Regions from separate parts of the Mus musculus genome. Here region 1 is linked to region 2. A link is a loop called in an ENCODE intact Hi-C map of the cell type or tissue named here. Cell type or tissue: gastrocnemius. All regions are shown on one strand. Each heading gives the region's core, and the rest is flanking DNA. Links, peaks and the distances in the headings are about the cores only. Region 1 holds the start of Hao1 (hydroxyacid oxidase 1, liver). Region 2 overlaps Plcb1 (phospholipase C, beta 1).

Region 1 (16,029 bases), core at 4,137-12,136, 780 kb before region 2:
CCACATCAAATATGTAATGGAAAGGATAATTCATTGTGAGAGGGCTGTACGATGGTTCAGTAAGGTCCCTAAACGTTGTCTTCTGACCCTCCACATTCTTTCTGTTTAATGCCTATCCCTGCATTCATACAAATCACATACATAAATTACTAAGATATAAGGTAATGTACATTTGAGAGAACATAACATACAAATTGTGCTACCTGCATTGGTTTCTTTCTCTGGTTTTGTTTCTTGAGTCTTATGGTGATACGGTGATGCGGTCATTTTGTTTTGCTATGTAACCCTCCCTACCTGCTACCCACTCACTGCAACCCCCAGCCCCATCTCCTGAGGCTGAGCTTGCAGGCATGAGCCATCATGCTGAGCTGGTTTTGTTTTGCAGTTTTTTCACGGACAGGTTTTCTGTCATGTATTGTTTAGCAGTGGAAAGCTTTCCCTAAAGAACTTTTCTTTTTAATTACTAAATTTACAACAGCAGGCATGCTCAGTGATGACTAAGTTTCTAAGGTCCTTCAGAACAGCCCCAAGCCCCTTGAGACATGGTATGCAAAACCATAGGCTTTCTTAAGCAGTGGACATTATCAGTGGGGAAACAGTAACCTTAGAAAGTGAAAAGGAGCAGCGGCCCTAAGATGCAAAAACCACTTGGTGGTGAATTCGTCCATAAATAGGTTGTCCTTGCTGAACAGCCCGGGAAGGTTGTAACAGTTGTATTTGTTTTGGCCCACACACTGTTGCCACAAATAACGTTTTAAAGAATTTTGATATATTTGCCAACGTATATAAACAAGAAATTGTACATTTTTTTAAAAATGAGATTGCTGGCTTCTTTTGAGATATTTGAAGAGCTGGCAGCTCACTCCCTCACTCTCTCAGGAACAGTCAGCTGAAGCAAGTTCATGGCTGCCCCCTTTGGGATAAAACAGGCAATCACTGCCTTTAGCACTGAGCATAGATGGTTAGTTTCCCTACCTCCTCTACTCTATGGACATGAAATATCTCAAGCTTAGCCTTCAAAGGTAATTTTTGAGGTCCTTGCTTTAAGTGTAAGACAAAAGTATTAGCTCAAAAATAAAGTGGTTTTCCTTATGAATAGACTGTGCTTTTCTGAAAGCAGTTATATATATATATATATGCAAGAGGAAGATTTTGGGAACCTGGGGGTCTGGGGAAAAAGTGAGCAAGTGGCATGTTTCACCCCCGTGGACTTCCTTAGCATTTATTTCAGGACTCCACACTAAAGAATGTAGAGCTCTCGCATACATTCAGTGACTAGCAGCTCTTCACTAATATGTGAAGGGCCTCTGAATTTTACCTGGTATGCTGTATGCATCATCACTGCGTCTCAAAATTAATAATAAAATGTGTAGTGCATTCTACAGCCATCAGACAATGGGAAAACATGGAATCGAAGCTGTGGGTCTAGGTCAAGCCTATTTGTGCCCACAGTGATGACAGGACAATGTAAAGGGTGTTTGAGTCAGATTCTTGGAAGAACTCTGGAAATCACCGAGGGGTATGTGAGACTATGGTGCTGTGGCCATATCTATAACTGTCATTATATCTATAACTGTCAGGAGAACATGCTAGTTTCACAGGCCAGTCCTTTCCCTGTAGATGTGATTGACCCTCATTTATTCTCATTTGCCAGGTTGTTGGGGACACTTTGTCCTGAGATCACAAACTAACCTCTGTCCTTTGAACTTGGCCCCAACTTCACGTAGGCTGTGTCCCTGGAAATACAAACTTTAGGGGCCAGATAATTAGGAGGTGGACAAAACTCTTCCATGGAAACTTGAACAGATTTTGCAATATTTTCAAGGATCAGATATAGATTGTCTAATTCTTCCTGGAAATAATGGAATAAATCAATGAATAGATTCTTGATTTTGTGATAGTTTCCTGCATTTCAGATAGTAATCGGCTAAACATGAAGGTTGCTCCATTCTTGCTTAAACTTACTTGTGGCTAACTACATCCTTCACAGAGCTATTATCTCGGTCCACATTTCTCTAGAAGCCAACAGTGGCAGGAAGAAGTAATGAATTCAAATACCCCAGTCACCCACAGCATCCTCTCAAGGGCCCCCTCCTTTTCCTGCCAAAGAAAATCATTACCCCACACCTAAATGCACAAGCCTTGCCAAATTCACAGACCACGCCCACATGCACGAACCAAGCAATAGCCTGATTAATTCTAATAATAAAGAGAACAACGCACCATAGAAGATCGTGAGAACACAGACGGAAACTGGAAGAATGCAGAGGTCCTTGAGGGAGTTCTCTTGTATACAGCTGTATTATAGCTTGAGATGCTATGACTCAGATGTTTTGGATTCTTGAAGACAGGGATCTCCCCGACCCTATTTCTTATGCCCTTTCCACTTCATTCAAAGGTAGAGTGTATGTGTCACTGTCCCAGAGTCCTCCTTTGTACAAATCTAAAGCTATAAACGCCTGCCTGCTGGTGCTATAACTCCTTCAGAGCATTTTCAAAGCAGCACGCGGTAGTTAGGAGCCACTTTTCTGGAGACAGACTGCTGGGATCTGGACACTTCCTGTCACTTATGAATCATGTAGCCCTGAGCAAGTGACTCATCTTATATGTGCCTCAGTTTTTCATGTGTAAACTAGGCTTAGTAATGTAGTTGCTTCTCTGGGTTTTCTGAGAACACCAAACGAGAGCTGTGGTGTACTTAGGCAAGTGCCTAGAAGGTGGCAATTTTGTGCTAAATAAATCTAAAAGGGTAAGAACTAATGGGCACTTAATATCAGCTCATGGTGAGTGCCCGGGGACATAACATTTGATGACTCCCTAACAGTCTCTAAACAAGCGTTTTCATTTTACTCCAGTCCGTCCTCAAACAAAATCACGGGCTTCAGACCCATAGGGAGGAAGTTAGAGCGTACAGCGTGCCATCAGTGGTTATGAAAGCAGTTCTCGAAAACTCTAGAAATTTGTTCACAAAACCAGACAGTAATGCCAAGTTCCCTGGTCCCGCAGTGACTTACCAGGTGAGCTCTGCCCACTGGTAAACTTGCTTCCCTCTGCTCTGTCCTCTGAGTTGTTTCCTGATTTTTGCCTCCTCTTTCAAATCTATTTTCCATCACTTGCTTCTTGAACAATAGTTCAAATAGAGTTTATAAGGATGGGCTATAACCCAGAAGTAATCTCCCACTGCACTTTAAAAAACTAGTGAGTTACAAAAAGCATCTCCATCTTCCAACACAGTCTCCCTAACATTGTTTCTGCCCACTAATAGAAACATGACAACTGTGTGCTTTACTTCAATTGGAACTGCTAATTGAAATAATTCAAGTATGGTAGCTAGTATATCTGTAATCCAAGCAGGAAGGAAGCTGAGGCAGTAGGATCAGGCTGAGATATACAATAAATTCTTGTAAAAAGCTGAAAACAAGAAAAAAGGAAAAAGAAGGAAAGTTTTTTTTAAGACAAAAGGCAGAGATCACAATCAATTTCTGTATCATTTTCAAAAATTTTGTTTCTTTTGATATGCTTGCCATTTTTTCCATGGTTTCTCGAATTAGAGGTCAATTCTTCTAAGGTCTGTCAAATGAAGTTAAAATCATGGAAACTCTTGTACAAATCTTTAAAAAAAAAAAGAAAAGTTACAGCATTATGTAGAATTCACATCTAAAATCTTTGATACCGAGTGCCACATTATTTCTTAGAGTCCTTGCTTTCTATTCTTCAGATCTATGTTGGACACTGAACATTTCCCCCAAATCACACCAGACATCATGACCTTAACATAAAGATCTCACATCCAGAAAATAAAAAAATACATGGTAATGACTTATATTCCTTTGCATATTAGTGGAGTATTTCCCTTCGTTGACTCTTGTGTCCATTCATGAATTTCTTATTTTCTTACTTTTGTCTTTGTATCATTTTCTTCTTTTAGGGCCATTGACATCGAGCGAAAATTTCCCTTTGCTGTCTCTTATTTTCTCAACTATTATTCAATACTTCAAAAAAAATCACAATATCCTATGGAATATTTCCTTTTGATATTTATGGAAATTTTGGTGCATTCAAGATTTAAGCTAATATGCCCACCTCTCCACTTTTGTTTTGTTGCCCTAAGTTTCTTTAAATGGACCTACCCCTCTACACTTGTTTAGTTTGGTCTCCCACTTACCACCACCTCCATCCCAGGGGCTGTGTGTTTCTGGATTACCAAAACTAAGCCCCTGGGGCTCTGAGCGCACTCAGCTGCATGTAGTTCTCCAGCAGTAAGGATGCTGTCAGCCTCTGACCTAAGCTGATGCAGTACAACCTTTTTGTGTCAAAGCAAAATTTTGATGTTCATGGCAGAGTTCTGTGGGAGACATTTTAATGAAGAAGGTAGAGCCATTTAATTCATAATTCTCAGAATTAAAAAGCTTTAAATAGCATTGAGTTCATGCTCTTTTGGCCCTTCATCTCTTGCCTGCCTGGCATCAAAAGAGGTTAAATAGGATTCCTCAGCCACAGTCCTTAGTCGTAAAGCTGAATATGCTGAGGTCTATGTATAGCCTTTCACATATTCAGTGTTGCTAGGGAACTAGGAAGGTAATCTATTAGCCATGGAGAGAAATTTCTTTGTAGTCTTTTTCCTTTCCTCTTTGCTCCTTCCTGGGGCAGTGGGAAATGCTCTACTGGGGAAAGACTCCACCCATAAAACAGAATCACGTTCCAATACCATAGAAGAAATCAGAGCCAACCAGGTCTCCACCTTTGTTCTTTCAGTATGCAAGTCATTTGTTTGGAACAACACCACCTCTGCCACTCAAGATCTATGATCTTGGGAAAGCTAGTTCTTGGATCTCCATTTTTAGAGACCTTGATATTACTACTCATAAAATTACAAACATTAGCTGAGCACTACTCTGCACCAGGTGTTTACATGTATAATTTCTGTGGACCGACCTCCACCCCCCCCCCCCGCCACAACAACCAAAAGCAACAACTGCTAGTTTGATCACTGTTTCGCAGAGGACATAGAAACCCAAGCACCAAGCACCAAGCACCAAGCACCAAGCACCAAGCACCAAGCACCAAGCACTGAACCAAAATCTAGAAAGTTGATGGTAAAACCAAGGGTTTCATTCATATATATATATATATATATATATATATATATATATATGCATATATGTATATATATGAAATGGTATATATATATATATATATATATATATATATATATATATCATTGAAAAATATAAAGTAAAGAAAAACAAGGAATGTAATTGTTTTAAATAAAAGCATCCTAGGAAGGGTGTTCGAGAAGGAAGCCTCTCTTTGTCTCTCTTTTCTTACCTCGCACAGTGGCCAGCTCCCCGTCCACGTGAGCCATGCACTGCATGGCAGTAGCCCCAACACATATTGGCATGCTGACTCTCTGTCCTAAAACAGAAGTTGACAGATCGATATCAGCAACGTTGCGAAGCATCCGTGGATAGAGCTTCCATCTGGAATTTAAAATAATATTAATATCAATACATGTAATTTTAGAATTTCAAAGGTATAACCAAAAAACTTTAACACATTTTAGTTTAAAAGAGAAAATAATATTTTTTATTAGGCCAAATCTTTTCCTTGCATAGTGAAATTTTCTCCCTACCTCAAACCTCTGACAAACATTGGTCTGCATTTTTCATCCTCATACTTCTGCTTTTTAAGAATTTTGTGTGATGGATTCCTACAGTAGACAGCCTTCTGAGCCTGACATGGTGTCCTTGATAGCCATCCATGCTGGTGTGTGCATCACTAGCTTGTACCATCGGGCTGATCCATTTCACCTCCTGGAGGGAACCTTCGTTGCTTATTCACTACTGGGGTACATTAGGATAGTTCCATTTTCTATAGATGATAAAGAGAGTCACTATGAACATCCCCTTATAGGCTTTGGGGTCAATATAGATCTTATTTTACTTTCCCCAGATTTAGATGATGATATACAAAGTCCTAGAGATTATATTCAGATTGGAGAAGGTATGGACCTTCCTTCTGTAAGACAGAAGAGCTCAAGGCAATTGTTTTGAAAATTGTGAATATTTTCTTCAAAGTTATTAACTAAGTGCTGTGTCTGCTGATGAATGAACATAAGAGAAGAGTTAGAGCTTTGGTTAAGAGTATAAGCTTTGGTTACTTGTTTTGTTAGTCAAGCCCCTTCCTCAGAATATTTAATAGAAACTAAAACTCTTAATTCTTGAAATTTATTGTAAATGATTTTTTCTGTGATTCCTCAAAATCAGAACAGAAGTTAATAAGTCAAATTGTATCAGTAAACCTTATGCGAAACTAACTTATCAGCAGAATGTATATTTCCTATTTGCTTATGTCAATTAGTCTCCTCATTGCAGGCAGACTAAAACTAGACATTATTAAAATAAATACCTTGTTTAGACATACTTACAAGCCTAACCAACAGTCCTGTATATTGATTTTCTAGATTTAACTCTAATTCTCTTGAGGTTGAGATTGTTCTTGCAAATATAGTGAAGAGTGACTTCATATTGGAGAAATGAGGGGAAAGCCCTTCATTGAATAAAACCTGTCTCTGGGGGAGGGGGAGGAAGAAGAGAAGCAGCAGCAGCAGCAGCAGCAGAAACAGTTCTATCCTGAGGACCTGCTCGACGTCTGCAGTCTAACATTTGTCACACAGTAAACTAAAACAACCCATCCCTGAATGAGGTGATAGAGAAGTTTAGCATCTGGTTTCTAAAACTAGCTGGTTGGTAGGTTGGTTGGTTGGATGACTGGTTGATTGGTTGGTTGGTTGGTTGGTTGGTTGGTTTCTCCATAAGCTGTTCTTTGACCATCATAATTGTCATGGTTTTCCATCACACCACATGTTCTGTTCCTGGAAATCTGCTGCACAGCATGGACACTTACAGCACGATTGTCTGCTCTCCAATGTGAAGGGGGAGAGGCAGAAGCCATGGAGGGGTTTCTCATTACCAATCATCTCTAAGAGTGTTGTTGGAATGAGAGGAAGAGATTTTAATAGAGGGGACAGACACACCGGCTTTGAAAGGCATTAACATCAATATTTACGTATGACTAAAAGAACAATTGAAGACTTTATGAGGACACACAACACTCAAACCAAGACTCCTTCTGTCAATAAACAACAACCTTACACTCGTCCACTTGGTGGCGCAGTCACCTTAATAATTGCATGCTCACACATTCTGTAAATACATTTTCTGTTTCAAATATTACAAAGACTCTTCAACACCTACATTTCTGGGCAAAACTAAGTAAATCAAGTGAAATGGGGAAGGGTACATCTTGTAAAGTATCCTCCAGGTTTGGGTGTTTTACAAATAACAATAGCTTTATGAGATAGTCTCAAAGAATTTTTGACTCTCACTGAAAACTACCCCAAATTTAAATGGCTATCACCTCAATTATACAACAAATAACTCTTTGACATAACCTTATGTTTCATTCACTGCTGTCTACTTTGGGAAGAGCCTGTGAAGATGGAAAGAACAGCTGGACCATTGAGTAGCAAACTTTTTTAAAAACCAAAATGAACAAAGGAAGTTACAACAGGACTCCCAGCCTACACTTCACATAGAACAAAGGTCTAAGTTCTAAATAATCCAAAACTCAAGAGAGAGACATGCTCCCGCAGACATAGCCACTCCCTGAAAGATCCCAAATTCCATAGCACTGAAGTCTTATGGCTACTTACAACTCTAAACCACAGGGTTTCTTCATCTTAACTTTTCTCTCCACAAATTTAAAGCAAATGATTGCAAATGCTCTTTCCTCGTTTTTTTTTTTTTTTTTTTTTTTTTTTTCATGGATCAACGGAGAGATGTTGTGACAGTTCTGTTTATGTAATACTGAAAACACCACTAGCGAGTTTGCAGTGTTTCCCATGTAACAAACTGGGGCTAGCATAGCTTTTATCTACCAGAGAGTTGTCCTTAAACCTCCCCTTTGTCAGTGTCAATCAAGATGCAGCAGCAAAGGGGCAGCTTCTAATTCTGAAGTTATGATCCTGCAAAATAATCGAACTGTGGAGGAAGTCTCCATCAGGAATACCTTCAAAAAAAGCCAGGGCATGTGACAAACCTGGGTGGGGAGGCTCCTTTACGTCAGTGTGTAAAAGAAATGGTGTAGTACACTTTCTCAAATTAACCCCAGTCCGGTCAGTCCATTCAAAATGAAGCCCCTTGGCATTCTGAACTTTGCCTTATTCTTACATATTTGCAGCAGAGAATTTCATTCTTCTGGGTGGTTCAACTTATTTATCCTTTCGTGATATTATTTCTGGTCATGCTAATGCTAGTCCCAAGTCTGACCAAGAAACATCTCCAGCTAGCTGTTGGTCACACAAGTGGCCCAAGTTTCCAGAACTCTAAAATGTGGTTGTCAGATCTGTGTGCTGATGGACAGTGCTGGTGAGGATGCTCCCGGATACTTGTGGGAAGGAAAGGGGATGAACTTCACAAATGCCTTTGACCTTTTGTTATGTCTGATTGTTTTGTAGCCTTTATTGGAAACAGAATGGGAAGGCCCAGTGTGACTTCCTTCCTGCTATCAAGCCAAGGCGACCAAAGTCAGCCGAAATTCTCTTAGTTGCATATGACCAACTCAATAGAACAAATCAAGGGATTGTGGGTCAAGCAGAGAACCACAAGGCAAGGGAGAAGTTGAGATGTCAGAGAAGGGATCAGACTTGACATTTGTTGGAGTACAAACACTAAGAACCAGTTGTCCTTTGAAGAACTTTGCTCAAGGCCTTTTTATTTCTTTTTTTTATTTATTTATTTTTATTACATATTTTCCCCAATTACATTTCCAATGCTATCCCTCCTCCCCCATACCCTCCTCCCCCACTTCCCTACCCACTCATTCCCATTTTTTTTTTTTTTTTTTTTTTTTTGGCCCTGGCGTTCCCCTGTACTGGGGCATATACAGTTTGCAAGTCCAATGGGCCTCTCTTTCCAGTGATGGCCGACTAGGCCATCTTTTGATACATTTGCAGCTAGAGTCAAGAGCTCCGGGGTACTGGTTAGTTCATAATGTTGTTCCACCTATAGGGTTGCAGATCCCTTTAGCTCCTTGGGTACTTTCTCTAGCTCCTCCATTGGGAGCCCTGTGATCCATCCAATAGCTGACTGTGAGCATCCACTTCTGTATTTGCTAGGCCCTGGCATAGTCTCACAAGAGACAGCTACATCTGGGTCCTTTCGATAAAATCTTGCTAGTGTATGCAATGGTGTCAGCGTTTGGGAGCTGATTATGGGGTGGATCCCTGGATATGGCAGTCTCAGAATTATCAAGTTCCATGAAAGATGTGGCACTTGTCTTTTCCAGTTGTATTATCTGTGCCATGGAGAAAAATTAATCCACACTTAGGATGGTATTCTATTGGGAGTGCTACAGAATTCATAGAAGCCATGGGACTCTTCTGGTTGGTTAAAACTTGGACACCAAGACTTCTATGCCTCAGAATGTTTCTAGAATTTCTAGTGTCAGCAAGGTAATCTGTCTTACTGTTCTTTGCTTCTTCTCTTATGGTAGCTGTTGTGGGGAGGTATTTTATACCATGGAAGTATAAATACCATGGGTGTATTTATACTTATGGATGCTAAGTCAATGTATAGTTGCTGAAATGCAAGTTTCTGTTGGTAGGAACTTTCTATCTGTATCATTGTTGGGTCCTCAGCTTGTAGCAATCTTGTCTGTTGAAACAGTTCAAAGTGTAATCCAATCAATTATCCTGCCTGTTGGCACATTCCTGTAGCTCTCAGGAAGCAGAGTTAGGAGGTTGACTGCAAGTCCCAGCCCAGCCTGTTTTGAATGGCTAGACTGATATCACATGGAGTTACTTGATGAGACTATAAATGAATTAATTAATAAGTTGGACCATATGAGCTGAGGTGTCTAAAAGGGTAGAGAAGGCTTTGTAGAAATGGAATTGGTGACCACCAGCAGCAATGCTCATATACAGCTCTATACATCAGTCAAGGGCATGGAAGTCTTTTGCTATAAAAGCCCAGAACAGCTAAGTTGTGGCTTAAGGAGAGCACTCAGGAAATCTATTTATCTGGGGGACACAGTGGCATAACCCCAAGAAGGAACATTTACAAGAGTAGGAAATGTTGAAGAAGTCAATAATAATAATAATAATAATAATAATAATAATAATAATAATTGATAAAGTTCAGAACTCTAAGCTCCTGCATTATTAACCAATTACCCATCTACAACTTCCCCAGCATTTGTGTGTTCAGGAAGGATTCAGAAAAAGCCTGATCAAGGACTTCAGAGGTTGGGAAGACATCCTGCTCTCCACACTATTCCCACCCATGCTCTGCTACCAACCTGTGTGTAACATGGCTGCTGCCAACAAGAGACTGCCTTGATTACAATGATTTAATTTCTCCTAATCAGAAAAATAAAGGCAATTCTGAGTGTTTTTTCTCCAGATCAAAGAAGAAATAGGAAAGAAGGCAGATTTTCTACCCTTGGATATTTTCCGTCCATTTCCGTTTAATAAGTGATCACAAATGGAGAACCCCGTTGCCCACTGCCATCACTCATGACTACAATGGAAGAGGAATGGCGTGGAAAGAGTGAGATATGGGAAAGCCCCCTCAGATAGTTGGCTAAGACAAAAAAGAAGAAGGAAGAAAGAAAGAAAGAAAGAAAGAAAGAAAGAAAGAAAGAAAGAAAGAAAGAAAGAAAGAGAGAGAGAAAGAAAGAAAACATACCCGTTTAAAGTTATCTTATTTTCTGTTTTTACCACAAAAAAAAGAAAGAAAGAAAAAGAAAAGAGAAAAAAGAAAGCAAGCACCTACTGTCTCGTGTCTGAAACATGAAAGCCTGGGGGAAATAATGTGAGAAGAGAGAAGAAGCACTTTTCAGGAGGCATGAGGCAGCAAGGGTAAAAGGCAGATGCTACACAGACTTACTGCAATCTGAAGCAAAAGTGTAGGCAACCTAATATCAAAGTGAATGTCAATGGAGAAAGCCAACAGGATGGGAACATGGGAAGCAATAATTGTATCGGGTTCAACTGGATAGGGTGGCAGTTCCATTTAAAGCTGTCCTAGTCCATCAACACAAGTATTCTCTGTAACACTCTAATACAAAGCAAATAACACCATCAGCAATTATAACAATCTGTATGTATAGTTAAATTAATTACTGGCACAGTTCAAGAAAAGATACTGCTCGCTTTTGCCACCAATCCATCAATCTTCAAGATATCCAGATTTGTCACATTTGGGAAATGTTCTACTTATGAAGCACAAATCCAGGCAATCATTTTTATACCGTCACATAAAACTACATTTCATTCTCATGCAATGTCTTTGTGTGATATAACAACACAAGTTTAAATAGCAAAGTTTCTTACCTAGAAAATGCTTGGATGTTATCAGCTAACGTCTCCTGATCATTTGCCCCAGACCTGTAATAGTCATACACTGACTTCTGAAGCACTGATCGGACATGCTGTTCATAATCACTGATGCAGACCAGTCGAGGCAACATTGTGGCAGGGTAGGGCAACCTCAGATACTCTGGAGGGTTTTCATGAATTGCTTTTTATCCCCAGACAATTCCGTTATTTGTCAATTATTAATAGACTTTTGCCAAAGTTCATATTTAATTCTCTCTTGCTTACATCAAATGAGCAAACATTGTATGCCTAGACTTTGACATTTCATTTACAGGCTAGCCACCCAGTGGTGGAAAGCACGTAGAGTCGAGCTGAGGAGGTAGCAGAAACGGGTAGGGTTGGTCACACTGACAAAGCAGGGGATGAATTAAAAGAATGGGTCCATAGTAATAGTCTGAGAAAAAAATGGAAATAAAACCAGTAATGAATATAAGCTTGAAACTGTTTTGGGAAAAGAATTTTGATTTCATCAAAGGCGATTTGTTTGGCTTATCAATGATTTACTGTTTGGATGAATACATAGATATATTGCAATATTCCCCAATGGTTCAGGCATCAAGTAAGTAACATATGAAAACTGCAATTGCAAGTGTCAATCTCCAACAACCTTCACCAAAGAATAAAAACGGCATGAACAAAACTTTAAATTGCTCAATTTAAAGTTACTATGAGAATGTACCAACTGCGTTGCTTTGAGGCGCAAGCATCCCTGCCTGGCAGGTAACAGGCTTGTTATGAAAGTTGATCAAAGGAGTCTTAGCACCCCCAGTTTGACAATTAACAGGATTGTTAAGAAAGTCGATCAAAGTCTGGGTTGCTGCTCAGAACAGATTCAAAATTTGCAAATTAAACAACCTTTTCTTTATGCAGCCTGCCCCTTGCAACAACTGCTAGAAATTATTGTTTGTACCTTGCATCTTACATAATCAGGATGGTGAGTGGTTTAGTACTGTTTAATAAACTTTAAGCAGGTCAAATCTCAGTGATACCAAAGAAGGGAAGTAGAAGCCAGAGAGTTTTCAAAGTATGATTCTGAACCAAGAGCTGAGCATCCTCTAGAACCAGATGCCAGATAAGCATCTGCATCTTCCTGCTCAGCCGATGATGAGACACTTGGTACAGGCAGCTGGGCTGTACGAAGCCATGCCTGTGACTGTGGCTCACAATACTGTTTGAGAGCTAGGGTTTGGGCAAGAAAGGAAATAAAGGAAGAGACATGAAATGAAAACCAACTAACCAACCAACCTTCCATTCTCCTTCATTCCTGTTGCAGGTCACTGGTGGATTTAGAATGATGTCTTAAAAAGTAAACTGTGAAATGCATAGCCCTCACATTATTTTAGTAATCTCTTGGTGGCTAGGAATAAAAGTGGTTGGAGTTTAAAAACAAACTTTGCTAATTCATGACAACCACATTGACTAAATATTGCATTTTTTTTTTCCCAGAGATAGTCTAAAAGTCCCATGGAAAATGTGCTGGTTTGTATATTCTTGGGCCAGGGAGTGGCACCACTTGGAGGTATGGCCTTGTTGGAATAGATGTGACCTGGTTGGAGCAGGTGTGTCACTGTAGGTGTGGGCTTAAAATCCTCACTGCCTGGAAGTCAGTCTTCCACTAGCAGCCTTTGGATGAAGATGTAGAACTCTCAGCTTCTCCTGCACCATGTCTGCCTGGATGCTGCCATGCTTCCACCTTGATGGCAATGGACTGAACCTCTGAATCTGTAAGCCAGCCCCAATTAAATGTTGTTTTTATAAGAGTTGCCTTGGTCATGGTGTCTTTTCACAGCAGTAAAACCCTAAGTAATATAGAAAACCTGCACAACAGGATGCTTAAGAAGAGAATGGTCAAAGCAAGTTCAGTTTTCACTCACGTGGCTAGAGGGTACAATTGTGTGCAGCTACAGCAGCCCTGGTCTCAAATTAGAGAATCAGGATGATGCCCATGTAAATGTTCAAGTCCTCTTACTCACAGTGGCCAAAACACGGGAGCTTCGAGTTTTCATTTTTTTAATGCTGGCCTTAATAAAACTTAATTTACATCTCATTCTCCTTTGTGCAACAATAAAAATTTCAATAGTAGTGTCCCAACAACTACCAACCCCTTTGATAGTTTCCAAGCTACATGACTGTGTTCAGCAACACTTACCTGCTCCTAAATCTCCAGTAAGATATAAGCCTGAGATCAAAGCAACCAATGAGGATGCTAAATCTTCTTGGTACTTTTATCCAACATGTACTTTAGACTCTTGGAAGGAGAATATCTGGTTTTCTGTTTTTTACCCTTTGAAGAAACATTTTATTGAAATGACAGGTGGGATATGAGGGACAAATCAGTCATTTCCATCATCTTTGGCTTCAAAAGAGACTCAGAATTCCAACTCTCTAGCTCTAAAGGTAAGCAAGAACTCCAGGTACCATGGATGGCAGAAGATAGCCCTTTCCAGGTACAAAGTATGTTTTCATGACTAACCATGACTACTCCATTACTACTTTGGCATTTCTTTTTAAATTATTGTGGCTGTTCATTCTCTATTTTTGTGAAACCTTTGGGCCATTTTTCGTAATAGATGTTTTTACACTTGACTGGCAGGCTTTTAAAATGCATTTTTGAATACAGAACATTTTCTGTTAGGTATTTTCACTAAACTATAATTTCTTAAGATTTTTTTTTTTAATTTTTGAGCTGGATCCCACATTAGGCCTGTAACTGAACCTTCTTTTCCTCAAGCTCCTCTCCATTTCCATTCCTGTAATTGTTTCAGACAGGAACAATTATGGGTCAGAGGTGTTACTGAGATGGCAGCCCCATCCCTCACTTGATGTCCTGTCTTTCTGCTGGAGATGGGCTCTATAAGTTCCCTCTCCCTACTGTGGGGCACTTCATCAAAGGTCCCTCCCTGTAGGTTCAGGGAGTCTCTCACCTCCCAGATCTCTGGTGTATTCTGGAGGGGGGTGTTCCCCAACCTCCTATTTCCTGAGGTTACCTGTTTGCATTCTTTCTTCCAGCCCTCGGGGCTTCAGTTCTTGTCCCTCACCCAATACCAGGTCAGTTTCCCCTCTATGCCTCACTGCCCCCTCCACTTTCCCTCCCAAGTCCCCCCCCTCCCCACTTGTGATTGCTTTCTTATCTCTCCCAAGTGGGACTGAGGCTCCCTCACTTGAGTACTTCAGTTTGTTGAGCCTTTTGAATTCTATGGACTGTATCTTCTGTATTCTGTATGGATTTTTTCTTCTTTCTTTTCTTTCTTTCTTTCTTTCTTTCTTTCTTTCTTTCTTTCTTTCTTTCTTTCTTTCTTTCTTTTTTGGCTAATATCCACTTATTAGTTTATTAGTGAGTACATACAATGCATGTCCTTTTGGGTCTGAGTTACCTCACTCAGGTTGATATTTTCTAGTTCCATCCATTTGTCTGATAAAGTCAGGATGTCCTTGATCTTAATAGCTGAGTAGTATTCCATTGTGTAAATGAGCTACATTTTTTGTATACATTCTTCTGTTGTGGGACATCTAGGTTGTTTCCAGCTTCTGGCTATCACACATTAGGCCACTATGAACATAGTGGAACAAGTGCCCTTGTGGCATGGTGGGGCATCTTTTGGGTATATTCCCAAGATTGGTATATCTGGGTCTTCAGATCTATTTCCAATTTTCCGAGGAACCTCCAGATTGATTTCCAGAGTGGTTATAGCAGTTTGCAATCCCACCAGCAACGGAGTAGTGTTCCTCTTTCTCCACATCCTCTCCAATATGTGTTGTCACCTGAGGTTTTGCTCTTAGCCATTCTGACTGGTATAAGGTGGAATCTCAGGGTCGGTTTGATTTGCATTTCTCTGGTCACTAAGGACTTTGAACATTTCTTTAAGTGTTTCTCAGCCATTTGAGATTCCAGTTGTGAACTCTCGGTTTAGTTCTGTACCCCATTTTTTGATGGGGTTGTTTGGGTTTTGGTGATTAACTTCTCAAGTTCTTTATATATTTTGGATATTAGCCCTCTATTGGATGTGGGGTTAGTGAAGATTTTTTCCCCAATATGTAGGTTGCTGACTTGTCATATCGACTATGTCCTTTACCTTACAGAAGCTTTCCAGTTTTATGAGGTCCATTTATCAATTCTTGATTTTAGAGCATGAGCCATTGGAGTTCTGTTTAGGAAATTTTCCCCTGTGCAAATGAGTTCAAGGCTCTTCCCCAATTTCTCTTCTATTAGATTCAGTGTATCTGGTACTGAGGCTGTGGAATGCTCACAAAAAGGGATCTATCCTGACTGCCCTCCAAAAGACCTAAAAAGCAGCTGTAAAAGTCAGATGCAGTTATTTGCAACCATACAATGGACAGAAGCACGTGACCCCTGTTGTTGAATTAGGGGAGGCTGAAAGAAGTTGAGGGGAAGGGTGATTCTGTAGGAGGACCAGCAGTCTTAGTTAATCTGGACCCCCAAGATATTTCAAACACTGGACCACCAAACAGACAGCATACACCAGCTGATATGAGGCCCCTAACACACATACAGTAGAGGACTTCCAGATCTATGTCCATTCAGAGATGAAACACATAACCATCAAGAGACTGGAGACCCCAGGGAGTTT
Region 2 (13,776 bases), core at 4,160-12,159:
GAAGCACGTAATATATTTGTGAATTTCATCCCTTTAATTTTAATTACCATGGTGGCTGATGTTGATACTTTAAAAACTTTGCCTTGTCTTTATTCATTAACTGCAGTCTTAATGTCATTTATTTCTGTGGGTCTGACCTACAATTAAAGTCTCTTTAATTTCCGCGTGCGTGCGCGCACGTGTGTGTGTGTGTGTGTGTGTGTGTGTGTGTGTGTGTTCACTTTTCTCCCTGTTCTATTAAAAGAACACTGTGTGAGAACATGAGCAACCTGGTAAGTGAATTTCACATTTCACTTATTTCTTGGATACCTACATCTTCCTCTCCTTGTATTCACACAGACTTCTTTCTCAAAGCCATTCTCGGACCAACAGCATATGTTCTCTGGAAACTTCTTAGAAATACCTGCATGTTTGCCCTATAGATTCTAAGTATGAGTCTGCAGTTTACTGATGCTCCAGGTGATCAGAATGGCACATGTATGTGGCTCACTAGTTGCTCTTATCAGGATTACCTTACAGCTTTGCTCAAAATGCAGGCTCTCTGTGTTGTTCCCGTGTTCTTTAATGCAGCCTAGAACAGTGCCCAGCACAGATGCTCTGTTCTCAGCTGCAGCCAAGAGCAGGCTGACCTGGCAGACTTCCTGTGTAAGTTACCACTGGCAAAAGTCATCTACCCCATCAACCACTCCCTGCCTGCCCCAAAGGTCCCATCTATATAGTTTCTAATGAATTGTCCTTAAAGTGCAACCTCCAGTATGATTCAGGATTTAGTCAAGGGTTGGTCATCCCTTTCTCACACTTCTGAGAGTCGTCATCCTCTTCTCTTAGGGCTATGTAAACCATGCAGTAAAGTCCTGCTCAAGCAAGACAGGGAACAGTGTAGAAGTGTAAGGCTTTGCTGTGGACATGATCCCAGTGGAGGCAGGAGGATTGCAAGTTTGAAGCCAGCCTGGGATACACACAGTGTGAAGTAAGCTTTAGTTACATAAGAAGATTTTGTCTCTGGAGAAAGATCTCAAATTGTTGCGTTGGGCTTTGCAAATTCTTGGAATCTTTCCTTTAACTTCCCCGCAGTTCCAAGAAGATAATAACTTTGAGAGTTGACACCTGAACCCCAAAAGCTCACCTGACCATAGAGCACACAATTCATTTTTGTTAGAGACAGCTATAATGAGCACTTTCCTCCTGCACTGAAGCAGAGCTTCAGTCTAAGTGTCCCTTCCCAGAAAACAGTGTGTTCCAGGCTTCCCCTTCAGGGAAGGAGTCAAAATACAAATTACAGCCCCTAATCTTTATGATTTAAGGTAAAACACCATCATTTGCATCATAGTTACTAAGTCTTCTCTTTACTACATTTTTTTTTTTTTTTTTTGCTTGTCATTGCAATATAACCAGGGGAAGTTCGGACCCTCAGTTTGTAGATCGTAAACCCAACCCAGCAGTACTGGGTGCTGTGTAATGATGTTTATCATTGCACAAGATGAGAAAACTGGGTTTTTAATTGCATCTGAAAAGGTCAAGGGAAACAGGAGTGCTGAAAGCATTCAGATGTTCCCTCTAACAGCATCTTTACAAGGGCTGGAGGTACAGTTTCTGGGCTAACCGCAGACCAGGCGTCTCCTCTCCATGAGATCACTTTATATACCTCTCGCTCGTGTAGTTCTTCAAAGGCATTTGCAACTGTTACTCTGTTGTATCTTCTCAGCATCCTTTGTCTGGTTCCAAAAGCAGTTAAAATCCTTCTCCTTGTACAGTTTCAAAGCAGTTCAGAGCCAGAAGCTCACCTCAGAAAACCCTGAACTCTTGCTCCTGTCAGACCAGTTTCCTCCTGGCAGCCACCTGGGTTACTCCCTGCTTTGCTCTACTCTTTCTGCACAGAAAAGTTGCTGACAAGCAAATCTGAGCATAGAGGTGTGTGTGTGCCTGTCATCCTGGCGCCCAGGGTATTGAGGCAGGGGGTTCTCAACCATCAGGCCACCCTAGACTGCACAGTGAGGCCATGTCTCAAAACACAGGGAAGAAAAGAGTTGGAGACAGCCTTTGCCAACCCTGCTGTATCCTTCCAGCATCGCCCATGTGTGCACGCACACACACACACACACACACACACACACACACACACACACACACACACTTCTGCATGGTTTCCTAGACATATGAAGCTCCCTCTCTCCATCTATTCTCCTCTCTTTCTTTCTCACTCTTCTTTCCCCTCTTGATTCCTTATAAATAATCTGTTTCTGCTTTCTGTTGCTGTGATACATTTTATCCAAGAATTTACATGGAGCCACAAAAATATTCCAACCCCAGGAGCCTTGCAGTTGACATAGAACCAGGCAATCCAACAAAAGGAACAAAGTTTTTAACTCTAGAAATCTCATGAATCTGGAGACAGGGACATGATGTGTTGTGTCCTTGTCTGGGTTGTGTACGGTGACCTTAAAAATAGCCCTGCACAGCCACCCTGCCTCCTGCCCGTGTGTGAGTGTGTGGGTACTTGTGATGTTTAGGAAAGAGCTTCATAACAATGGAAACTGATTCTGACTGACTTCTTTCTGTGCTAGTAATACAAAGGACACCTCTCTGAATAAACCCCATAATTTCTTTCTTTTTGCTCTTAGCCCGAAGCAACAAGCCAAGATGGCCGAGTATTGCCGATTAATCTTTGGTGATGCCCTCCTGATGGAACCACTGGAAAAATACCCAGTAAGTAGCTGCACTCTGCTCCCTTGAAGGAGAACATTTATCAGTTACAGCTGGGGAGATATGTCCTCTCTGTAGATATATGATCAGCGAGATCTGAGCTGACTGGTGTCAGAAAATATGTGTCTGTTTCCTTTTCTTTATCCAGCCTTATCCCTCCTCTGCTTAAAGTGACACCATTAGTGTTTGTGAACAAATGTCTATTAACCCCCAAATAAGTTACTGAGGACAAGCCAAAGTAGTAATTCCACCAAAGTCTAATTTGGTACCAGGGAGTTACTTATAGGAATATGGATGAAAGGTTGTTGACAGTGGTGTGAATAACTCAAAGGTAACTACATAATCCAAAAGCCCACTTCAGCATGGGCATCAACTCATGGATGCTATATCCCTGGTGCTCCCTGCCTGACAAGTCAGCAGCTAGACCGGTTGAACAGTCCTCTCCCGATTCACACCCCACCCCACCCCACCCCAAGCAGTCCATACTGCTGGTATAATTAGGGAAAGAGGCCTTGAGAAGCTTGTAGGTTTCAGGAACTTCCTGAGTGTGTGAGATTTGTTGACTTCCCTTACTTCCGGAACATCATCAGCCTCCCTCTTTCCCTCTAGGAGAGAATGTTTCAGTTGTCAGTCAAGATTACAAAGTCCTCAGCAGTGAGAGTCAGCTCATAAAAGACAGTCCAAGAGGAGATAGCACTCTGTAAATACCACCATCTCCCCCCACCCCCCAATGGATCTTTGTCACACCCTTTGGAAGTGAATGCAAAATGTGGCAATACTGGTTCCTAAGCCTGTTTCTGCCACCTGCTGTCCACCACCTACATTTACCTTTGAGAAAACACTCAACTTCAGTTGCATCCATGAACCGATGAAATGCCCCAACTCTCCCCATGGGTATCCAGCAAAGAATAAATAGTCACTAAATACTATTTAAGCCTCTCTCTTATTGCTTATTTTTCCTTTAAACAAGATATTGGGGAGCTGAGTAAATCTGATTCCCTAATGGACAGTTGTGAGCCCTGCCCAGGGTGTCTGGCTGCTTGAACAGAGGATTGTCGGCCAAGTAGCCCCTCGTTAGCAGCCAGCTGGCCTGCCCTTATGGCAGCCTGACAGCCCTGAGCATTATATGCCTGCCTTGAGGGAGCTGTGCTGAAACTGCAGCTTCTTGCTGCCAAAGCAAAACGATTCTCGCTACCTCTGTGTTAAACAGCAGGCACCAGACTTCTCGCCATCACCAGCCTCAGCGACCTCTGAACAGCCATATTCACCCACGGCAGAGGGGAGCACAGTTCCTGGTGGCCCAGCAGAAATTTGTGGTTAGCGCAAGCACAGTACTTAATTGGTGTGGGGAATTCTGCAATGCAATGGGTTTCGGACACACCTGCCACGCCCCCTTCACCACTGTAGAATGGAAGCAAGCTGTTTAACTGTGACTCCACAGAGAGATGGCCTTCAGTGCTGCCCCCTGGTGTTGCAGCATGAGCAGTCCATAAGACAATTCTCTAGCCTGCTGTTCTCTTAAGGCTGAACTGGGGATAGGAAGAGGAGCTGGTAGGAGCAGCAGCAGAGTAGCACCAGATGACACTGGGATTCCAAAGAGTGACCAAGGTGAGGAACAAAGGTGCTGGACGAATAATGAACTGTAAAGAACAGGGAAGGGAAACTGGGCCGTATTTAATAGAAATCGTTACAAAGAAAGCTAAGCCTTAAGTTCCCAGGATCGAGACCTATAATACTAGGATTTTAGGTGCTCTGGGTCCTTACACCCTAAGCTCTTTCAGGAGATAGAGCACAAGCAGGCAATAGTGCCTTGCTGCTGATCACTGCTGCAGGAAGCAGAGGATCATGACAGCTGCCCAGTTCCAGACTACTGGTGGCTAAAGCTCAGACTGAAAGCCTGTCACCATGTCACCATACATCTTTAGCTTCTTAAGCCTAGAGCAGTAGAAGCCTGGCTCTCTGTGCTTGAAGCTATATAAGACATGGAGCATACGAACTCCAGGTCCCAGGCTCAGGTCCTCAGGGGGCCCAGCTTAGAACAAGGGAAGATCTTCTCTTCATCTCCCTGGGACTCCTGAGTAAGAGGACCCTGCCCAGTGGATGGGTAGCAGCCCCATCCCTGTTCATAAAGGCAAAGAGCAGCCAGAACCTAAAGAAGCCTCTTCTTCCTGGACACTTTGGCCCAGTATCTGCATATTTTCAAGTGAGTTCATACTGGTCCCCAGACTCATGGCAAGCAAAGGATAGAGGGCCAGCTTGTGGGACTTCAAAGGCCTCTCTAAAAATAAGCCTGTCTTGTGTCTTGCACATGCTCCCTGATACAGTAACTTATAACCTTCTCATGGGAAGTTGATTTCCCAGTATATGGACAAACTTGCAACAGTGAAGTAAGGCTCAGTAAGACAGCTCAGATCTAGGGGCAAGAGGAAAATCTGAAATTATGTCTGATTTGGCTGATGCTAAAAGCCCACCCGAAACCAACACAAGATGTTGCTGCCCCTAACGCTTTGTCTGAAACAGTGACTTATTTGGAAACTTTTACCCAACTTCAACAATTCTTTCTGTCCAATGTTTGGCCTTTTCCCAAAGACTCAGGTCAGAGATGATTTATGTATCTGCAGTAAAATGATTGGACTTGCAGGGCCCGTCAGAAAATGCCTGAGAGTCCAAGGTCAGACCATTAAATCTACCTGTACATTTCCGTGGCCTCATTTTTTTTTTTTTTTGTAGTTTCATTGTAGAAAATGAGTTAGGTCATTTAAAAGCATCTTTTATTTAAAACAAATGCAGGGCACAATTAGAATGCTTTCGTGAACTATGCTGAATATAGTAGATGCCAATCTAGAGGCTGTGCTATCCAAAGCAGTGGGATTAGAGAGGTGCCTGGAAGGAAGGACAGTATTTTTAAAGGCTGTGCTTTCTTTTAAATAGCTGGAATCTGGGGTACCTCTTCCAAGCCCTATGGATTTAATGTATAAAATCTTGGTGAAAAACAAGAAGAAGTCGCACAAGTCGTCAGAGGGAAGTGGTAAGAAGAAGCTTTCAGAGCAAGCTTCCAACACCTACAGCGACTCCTCCAGTGTGTTCGAGCCTTCGTCTCCAGGAGCTGGTGAGTGAGGGGCTGCCAGGCTCAGGATGGGTGGATTCGCAGATCTGCTGCTCTGAAATTGGCCTAGAAGGGCTTTCAGCTTTCAGCTTTCTCTCTTTGGATGGTTTATGTTGTGTTGCTTTTCGGTGGCACTCTTAACCACAAATTCTGTAGGTCGAAAGGTTTCTGAGAAAGCTTCTGGAATAAACCGAAGATGTCTTTCGGGAAGCTCTTAGGAAGGATTTTTCAAGCCCTAGAGGCCACTCACACCCACCGGCTCACAGGTCCCCCTCCCTCCAGCTTCCAAGCTAGTCATGTTGTTGTATCTCTATAGTCCTTCCTCTGTGGTCACTTTACTCTCTGACCACCACTTGAAACTCTTGTCAGCTCATAGCCTCAAGTTATCGGTTAGGCCCACTGAGAGATTTCAAGGCAGTCTCCTGCCTCAGCCTGATGTCAGATAAGGAGTCAGCTCATCTTTGGGTAGGTATTACACTGGCTTTCACGTGAGGCAAATCTGCTTTTCAGCAGAGTCTTGCTTCTAAACTTCATCATCGACCACATCAGCAGAAGGGAAGACAAGAGATTGGCAGACTTCTAATGCAATCATTGATGGGTTCTGGGCTTTGCAGTTCTCCCCTGTGTTATAAAGCACTTAAAAAAAAAAGAGTGAAGTGACAAATGACTTGCATTGTTTATGAAAGGGATTGGCATTTTTTTCTTTCACATTAGTTTGAAACTGACCACTTGTGAGACAAAAATTCAAAGGCCATTGGATTTCTTTGGGTTATTTGCCATTGAGCCTAATTTATTCCCCCTTACCCAGAATCCTGACAATTGCAGAGAGACAGAGAGAGAGAGAGAGACAGAGAGAGACAAAGGGAGACAGAGACACAGAGACAGAGACAGACAGAGAGAGAGACGGAGAGAGAACAGAGGATGGGAGGATAGAGGAAGAAAGCCAGGAAAGGAAAAGGGGGATGGAAAGACAGAATAAAGATACTTAATATATCAACCAAAACTAAACACATGCACTTCCCCTGCCCAGTTCTATTCCTAGGGAGAGAGCTAACAAGAAATGGGAAATGGGTAGTGATATTTATCAAGAGATGGAAAAATTGCTATAAGCAATATTATTAAAAATATCCAAACACTGGCAGCAAGCAATCCATCAGCTGATTGCAAATCATGGTTTAGTCATACAAAGGAATAATGTATATAATGAGAGTGATTTACAGCTATCCACAGAAGCATAACTGACTGTGAACACAGAATCCAACAACAACAACAAAAAAAGTATACTATCTAGCTCCATCTGTATGAGTATAAAAAGCAAACAAAACCAAGATAAGCTGTTAGAAGTCAGGGTAACCGCTAGCCTTAGACAGAACTAGAAGGAAATCTAGTTTCTTCTGGACTCTAGACCAGACTTCTGGACCAGTCTATTTTCTTTATATTTTGAAAATCCATGTATTGCTCATATGTCATGCATTTCCCCATGCCTATCACACATAAATTAAAAGATTTTTAAACAATTGGAATGTTAAAATATAAAGTGGGGCAATCAGAACATGAACGTGGCCAGCTTAGTTGGTTGGTTGCTTGCTTGTCTGGTTGGGAATTTGGGTCTGTCTTGTTTGAGCCTCTACTGTGCTCTGACCTTTTGCAGACTAGGCAAGTGTCCTACCTCTCTGCTGAGTGTGTCACACCTGCAAGCCCTGACTAGGCCTGGTTTACCTTTTGTCTTATTGTCTGTCTCACTTGTCAACTGCTCTTATTATTTAAATTGACACCCTAAGGTACAGACAGTATATAAGTCTCTCAGAAGGTCTATTCCCCTCCATGGTTCACAGATATGTTTTTTTTTTCAAATATCATGACATCATTCTGATTTCCTTTTGAAAATTTTTTCTCAGTATGATGTGAGGATGATCGATCATCAGAAGTCTCTTCCTTTCCAACCTGTCCTAATGTGCCTTCCTTTGCACGTGGGTGCTTGTGGGTATTTGCGCCATCTGCTTTTATCTAATCCCATTTCTCTCTCCCATTAACCAGATACATAACTCTAATAATAATGATTTCTACAGGCAGTGAACACAATTGCTTAATACAGAGAAAAAGCAGCAATCTGTTAGCAATTCTGTAGGTTCCCTAAGCTAGCCAGGAGTGAGTCGTGTGCAATCGGTATTTATTGCCATGTAGTTTTGGAGTCTTTAGTACGTAAGTAGGCCCCAGAATAAAGAGTTCTGATAATTTATCATTTGGTTTGTGGATGTTCCCAGTACCAGGAACAAACACATAACATGGATCTTATTTTAAAGCTAAGTCAGTCTGTTGCCTGGATGCCTCTTCTGGGAGCCAACCCTTAGCCAGCACACTTTCCAGAATGAACAAGGGTCAAGTAAGATACCACTTTTGGGTGTTGTTAGTGTTGCTTTTAAAAAGGGTATTATTTTTTTATGGTTCAAATAGATTTCTCCAGGGTCCTCTCAAAGTCTTATAAGAGAAGCCCCTTAGGTATGTACAGCCTCTGTGGTGACTTAATACATAAAAGACAGATCAGTATGGTTTTGTTTTTCTTTGTTAAGCTTGCCAAAGGAAGAAAAAAAAAAAAACAGGTCTTTGCTTTCACAGTAGAGGCAGACGAAGTTTTTTTCTTCCTCATACAACCCAAGTTACAGCCTGAACGTGTATTTGAAATGGTAATTGGACAATTGTTTTGTTACATGAGTCATTTTGTAGAATGTTCCAGCAATCATCTTTTCATGTTGCTTGATTAAAGAACACATCCTTCATTAAAAATAATAATAATACAAAGAAGTACTTCAGGAAATAAAATGAATATGAAATATTAAGTAGCAACCCCCTAAAACAACGCATCTGTTATACAGCAGGGTGCATTTTTAAGCAAGTATATGGGGTTCGAATAATTATTAAGTCAGCACCATTAAGGACTTATGTGGCCCTTTGTAACAGGCCATCCAGTTATTGGTCACAGAAGTCTTTCTCCTCTATAGAAGTTTGGTGCCTACTTTCCTCACTACCATCCAGTAATTGATTGACCTCTGTCCCTCACATGAAAACACAGAGTTGCTTCTTGGAAGGTAGTTCTGTGGGCACTGTGTCATCCATGCTGCAGAGTGTGGCCAACTTTTTAGAAGGCCCCTCTGGGAGCAGGTACCAGGCACTCAGTTCTGCCTCAGCAATGAGCTCATCCTGCCATCTACTGGAATATTTGTGCTATTGCAGTGGAAAAAACTGAAGGAGGGGAGGGTGATTGAAAGAAAACCGACTGTGGCTGCTTTCCTTTTCCCTTGAAACTATTTTTACACGACTGAAAGAGTTTGAAGTATAGGGGAAATTAGTACTTAATACTAATGTGATATTTTGAATAAATTATCCATTAACTCTAGGCAGAAGGGTAGAATCAACCAATTGCAATGACTGGCTAAATGTGACGCTAAAGTAAGTCAGATTAGCATAGATTTTTAAGTGTAGTGATTTTAAAGCTTAATTTTCTATTTTTATTGCTTTTCAATGTTTTTTCTTCTTGCATTAGATTATTTCATCTTGCCCTTTTAAAAAAAAGAATGATATCATTTAAAAAAATCTTTATTGGTTCCTTGAGAATTCCCTACAAAATAGTGCTTACCCCCAACAATTCCCAGATCCACTCTCCTTTCTCCATCCTTCCAACGGGGTGTTCCATTTCTTTGTTTGTTTTAAATTCTTCAGTACCAACTTGTGCTGCCCAAATATTCTTGCATGTGCAGCCTTCTGCTGGAACACGATCAACTTACCAGGGGATTAAACTCTCATAGAAAATGGACTGTCTGTCTTCCAGAAGTCATTAATTGCCAATAGCTCCTCCTTTAAGGGTGACACTTCATGCTCCCCTCCCTTCCCCATGTTTAGATTTTTGTCTGGCTGCCACAGCTACTGTGAGTTCACAAGACACCGTAGTTATCCACTGTCTCAGGCTCTCACACTCTTAGAGCCGAAGAATGCTGTCATGTTTATGATTGTAGATTATTTAGATATGATGATTGACCTGCACTTGGCAGTTCTCAAGTCTTTGTGTGTGCTACCATTTCCCCGCAGTTTCTGATTTCATTCATAAACTTCTTCAACCGCTGTGAAGTCATTTTATTGGAGAAGGTTGGTCCCTGAGTCCCTGAGCTGTGTGCTGGCCAGGGGTTACTTCAAAGGGGCATGACTGAGGACTGGACAGAAAAACAAATGAAAGCAGGGCTTGTCTCTGTTAAGGTCATGGAGATTGACATCCACGAGAGAACATGTACATTATAGTAAGAAGCACAGAGAGAAGTTTCGTCTAAATGTCAAGTTAAGTCTCTGTTACTAAGAAAATGTAAATCTTTGGGGAAAGAAAACAGCAACTTTAAAAGGAGCAGAATGTCAGCCTTCCGAGTGCATGCCCTGAACAAAGTTGGCAGTGTGCTTTTGCGAACTCTTTGAACTTTCAAATACTGAAATTGTGATCTGTGATTAAAATTTGACAGGGGAAGCAGATACGGAGAGTGATGACGATGACGACGACGATGACTGTAAAAAGTCTTCCATGGATGAGGTGAGTTACGGATATCTTACGATTCTCTTCTGCCATCTAGTGGGCAAAAGAGATAGGCACAGGACATTGGATTACCAACTCCATTCCCCATCCCCACGACCAAGGCAATTAAATGATTTGTCCAATGGTCTGAAATCCAGAGAGAGTATAGGGTTTGAAGGAGTGTTCAGAAATGTGACCGTGATTCCATTGTCTTGATTTTGTATCAACTGAAGTGATGTCTTGATATTAGCTCTCTAAAGGATGCTGCCAGCTCAAAGTAATAACTGCCCAGAACTCAAACAAATCAGTGATAGTTCAATGAGGACTTCAGGATTTTCTTTCAGTCAATATCACAAAATTTATACGGTCTCTGCATTCAAATATGTTCTTAGAGGCTTTGGCTCTGTACTGGCAGCCTTATAGTAAATAAAAGCAACTCTTCTCTTTTAAATATTCATTTGTTTACTGAGGTGTTTGCTAACTTGGTTTTGTGACAGGATGCTATCATTAGGCAGCCCTGTCTGACCTGACTTAACTTTGTAGCTCAGGCTAGCCTCAAACTTAAAATCCTCCTGCTTCAATATCTAGAATGCTTGGAGTACAGATGTGTATTAACTACAGATAGCTCAATAAGCATTTTGTTGTTTGTTTGTTTGTTTGTTTGTTTTTGAGACAGGATTTCTCTGTGTAGCCCTGATTGTCCTGGAACTAGCTCTATAGACCGAGGTTGGCTTGAAACTCAGAGATCTGCCTGCCTCTGCCTCCTAAGTGCTGGGATTAAAGGTGTGTACTACAACTGCCCAGCTTAATAAACTATTCTTATTTGGCACCCTTTTCCTTATGAATGAGTCTCACTGGGTAGCCTAGGATGGTCTCAAACTCCCGGGATAAAGCAGTCTCTCCATCTCAGCCTCCGTGTAGCTGAAACCACACCTGGGAACCGCGGTGTCCAGCTTCATTTAAAATGTGCTTTTTATGTCCCCACTAAATTTCCTCTTGATTTCTAAGAGGAGCACGGCTGTAATAACTGAGGCTCCATCTGTCTGAGAGTGGCTTCAGGGTACACTTGGATCATTCCAGAATTGCCTATTTTTAAATGAATATTTCCCAGTTGGCATTTAACCAGAATGTTTCTCCTAGAGTTTTCACAAAGAAACCTCATCTCTATGCATTTTTCTCTGCTAAACTAAAAAATGAGAAAATATGAGACCCATCTCTAGAGGCCAGTCTTGTGCAAGTAACGACTGCGGGTTTCCTTTATTAAAACTCGTATTATAGCATATGTAATTGCAGATAGCATCTAAATTAATGCAAGATCTCACTATTTGCCAAGCACGGTTCCAAGCTCACTCCTCCCCCTTTCTTTCTTCTTTCCTCCCCCCATGCCCTCTTTTTTGAGACAAGTTTTTCTCTGTGTAACCCTGGCTGTCCTAGACTCAAACTCAGAGATCTGTCTGCCTGCCTCTATCTCCTGAACGCTGGGATTAAAGACAAGCACTACAACACCCAGTTTCTTTTTAATCCTACTTGTAATAATTATAAAACTTGACATGCTATAGGGCTGATTTATATTTCTAATTTTGCTGGTGATTAAACAGCAGGTAATTTACTTGTCCATAGTGGAGCAGCTTCTGACCAGCGGGCTTTGGATTTAATATCAGATGGCTTTGTTCTGGGACCTAAACCACTATATTGCTGTCATACAGCACACCCTTACACACAGGAACCAATGAGGGAGGGGGAATGTTTATCACAAACTAGAGGAATTGTTTGCAGAGCCCCACTGTCCTTACCCAAGGCACCTTTGTTTAATTATCTCTTTTTCAGGCCATACAGTGTTTACCTACATGATAACCATTACTGTCAAATGAGTTCTTTATTTCCTGACTGTAGACTTCCTCTGTGTTCTCTGCTATACAGGACAGCAGTTCCTGTGGGCATCACCTTATTAGCACAAATTTTCATTCCTGATACCTGGTGTATCAGAAGAGGGCTGAGGCCCTGCATCCCTATAAAACAACTCTTCTCAATCTTCTTAACACAACGACCCTTTTATACAGTTGCTCATGTGGCGACCCCCAGCCATAAAATTATTTTTGCCACTACTTCATAACTATAATTTTGCTACTCTTATGAATCTTAATGTAAGTATCTGCATTTCCTGATGCTCTTAGGTGACCCCTGTGAAAAGGTCAGTTGACCACAAAGGTGTTGCAACTCACATGTTGAGAACCACCCTGCCATCTCTCACATTCATAAAGTAGCCATACAGTGAGCATTCATAATCTGAAAATCTAGAGCTGGGCGTGGTGGTGCACACCTTTAGTCCCACCACTCGGGAGGCAGAGGCAGGTGGATTTCTGAGTTCAAGGCCAGCCTGGTCTACAGAGTGAGTTCCAGGACAGCCAGGGCTATACAGAGAAACCCTGTCTCGAAAAAACAAACAAACAAACAAAAACAAAAAAGAAGAAGAAGAAGAAGAAGAAGAAGAAGAAGAAGAAGAAGAAGAAGAAGAAGAAGAAGAAGAAGAAGAAGAAGAAGAAGAAGAAGAAGAAGAAAATCTAGAGTCTAAAGTGCTCAAAACCTCAAAACTTTGAAAGGCTGAGCTGACCCCACATGGAAAATTGTACACCATGATTTTTTAAAAAATTGTAATGTACTGGTTTCAATACTCAGCATTAGAAAAAAATTAAGCAGCAAGTATAACATGCCAGTGAGTTTTCAGTGAATTGTTTGGTTAGACTTAGATCTTGTCCCCAAAGGATCTATTATATTTAAACAAACACTGCAAACACTACAAGTTTCAAACTCTAAAACATATGTGCCACCGGGGCTTTGTGATGAGGCTGGCCTGCCTTGCATCCCTCCCCTGAGGTAGATATCTATGACGTTCTCTTCAGAAGGGAAGGAGTTTCTGCTCCATTTTCCTGAGGAGCTAACCCTGCATAGTGTAAGGCTGACTCTGAAAATGTTTATTATTTTTTATGTTTGCTTCCAGGGGACAGCTGGCAGCGAAGCCATGGCCACAGAAGAGATGTCTAACCTGGTGAACTATATTCAGCCTGTCAAGTTTGAGTCCTTTGAAATTTCAAAAAGTAAGACTTCCTGCAGAATAATCTCTAGTGTAGTGTATAAACGGGAAGTAGTCAGAATTTGGTAGGAGTGTTCTGTTCTGGACATCTTGGATATTTGCCTGGATTGCACATCTTAATATTACAGAAAAATAACTACTTTAACACTTCAAAGATATAATTATATTTAATACATTAGAAAAGCATATGATAGTATTACATGATATTCTGCCACATATTTGGATACTAGAAAGATATTGTCCAACTGATCGAGAATTTCACATTTCTCTTTGTCTTACTACAACCCCCATGGGATCACTAGTGAGATAGTGATAATGTTAACC

The links. Hi-C counts contacts between places; a loop is a spot of excess contacts. Peaks named below come from ENCODE experiments on the same cell type or tissue, not always from the same donor. Only the 100,000 strongest peaks of a DNase experiment are listed, where the experiment ranks them.
Region 1: it touches region 2 in a loop (8-fold over the local background); 32 of 42 quality-filtered maps call a loop at or near these places.

Annotation. Positions count from the first base shown.
Region 1 is chr2:134,542,801-134,558,829 of GRCm38, forward strand. Hao1 (hydroxyacid oxidase 1, liver) reads right to left here and starts at 11,552. Exons shown (of 8, transcript NM_010403.2): 1 at 11,396-11,552; 2 at 5,329-5,480. The coding sequence starts at 11,532. In gastrocnemius, for the core only: a CTCF peak has its summit at 7,160 (motif pointing right); a DNase peak (open chromatin) is centred at 7,163.
Region 2 is chr2:135,319,989-135,333,764 of GRCm38, forward strand. Plcb1 (phospholipase C, beta 1) reads left to right here. Exons shown (of 32, transcript NM_001145830.1): 13 at 2,622-2,706; 14 at 5,635-5,812; 15 at 10,312-10,379; 16 at 13,360-13,456. Among named protein-coding and RNA genes, the nearest start is that of 4930545L23Rik, 110 kb to the left of the region's middle. In gastrocnemius, for the core only: CTCF peaks have their summits at 4,162 (motif pointing left), 9,017 (motif pointing left) and 10,434 (motif pointing left); DNase peaks (open chromatin) are centred at 4,571, 4,730, 8,961 and 10,391; H3K4me3 peaks cover 365 bases.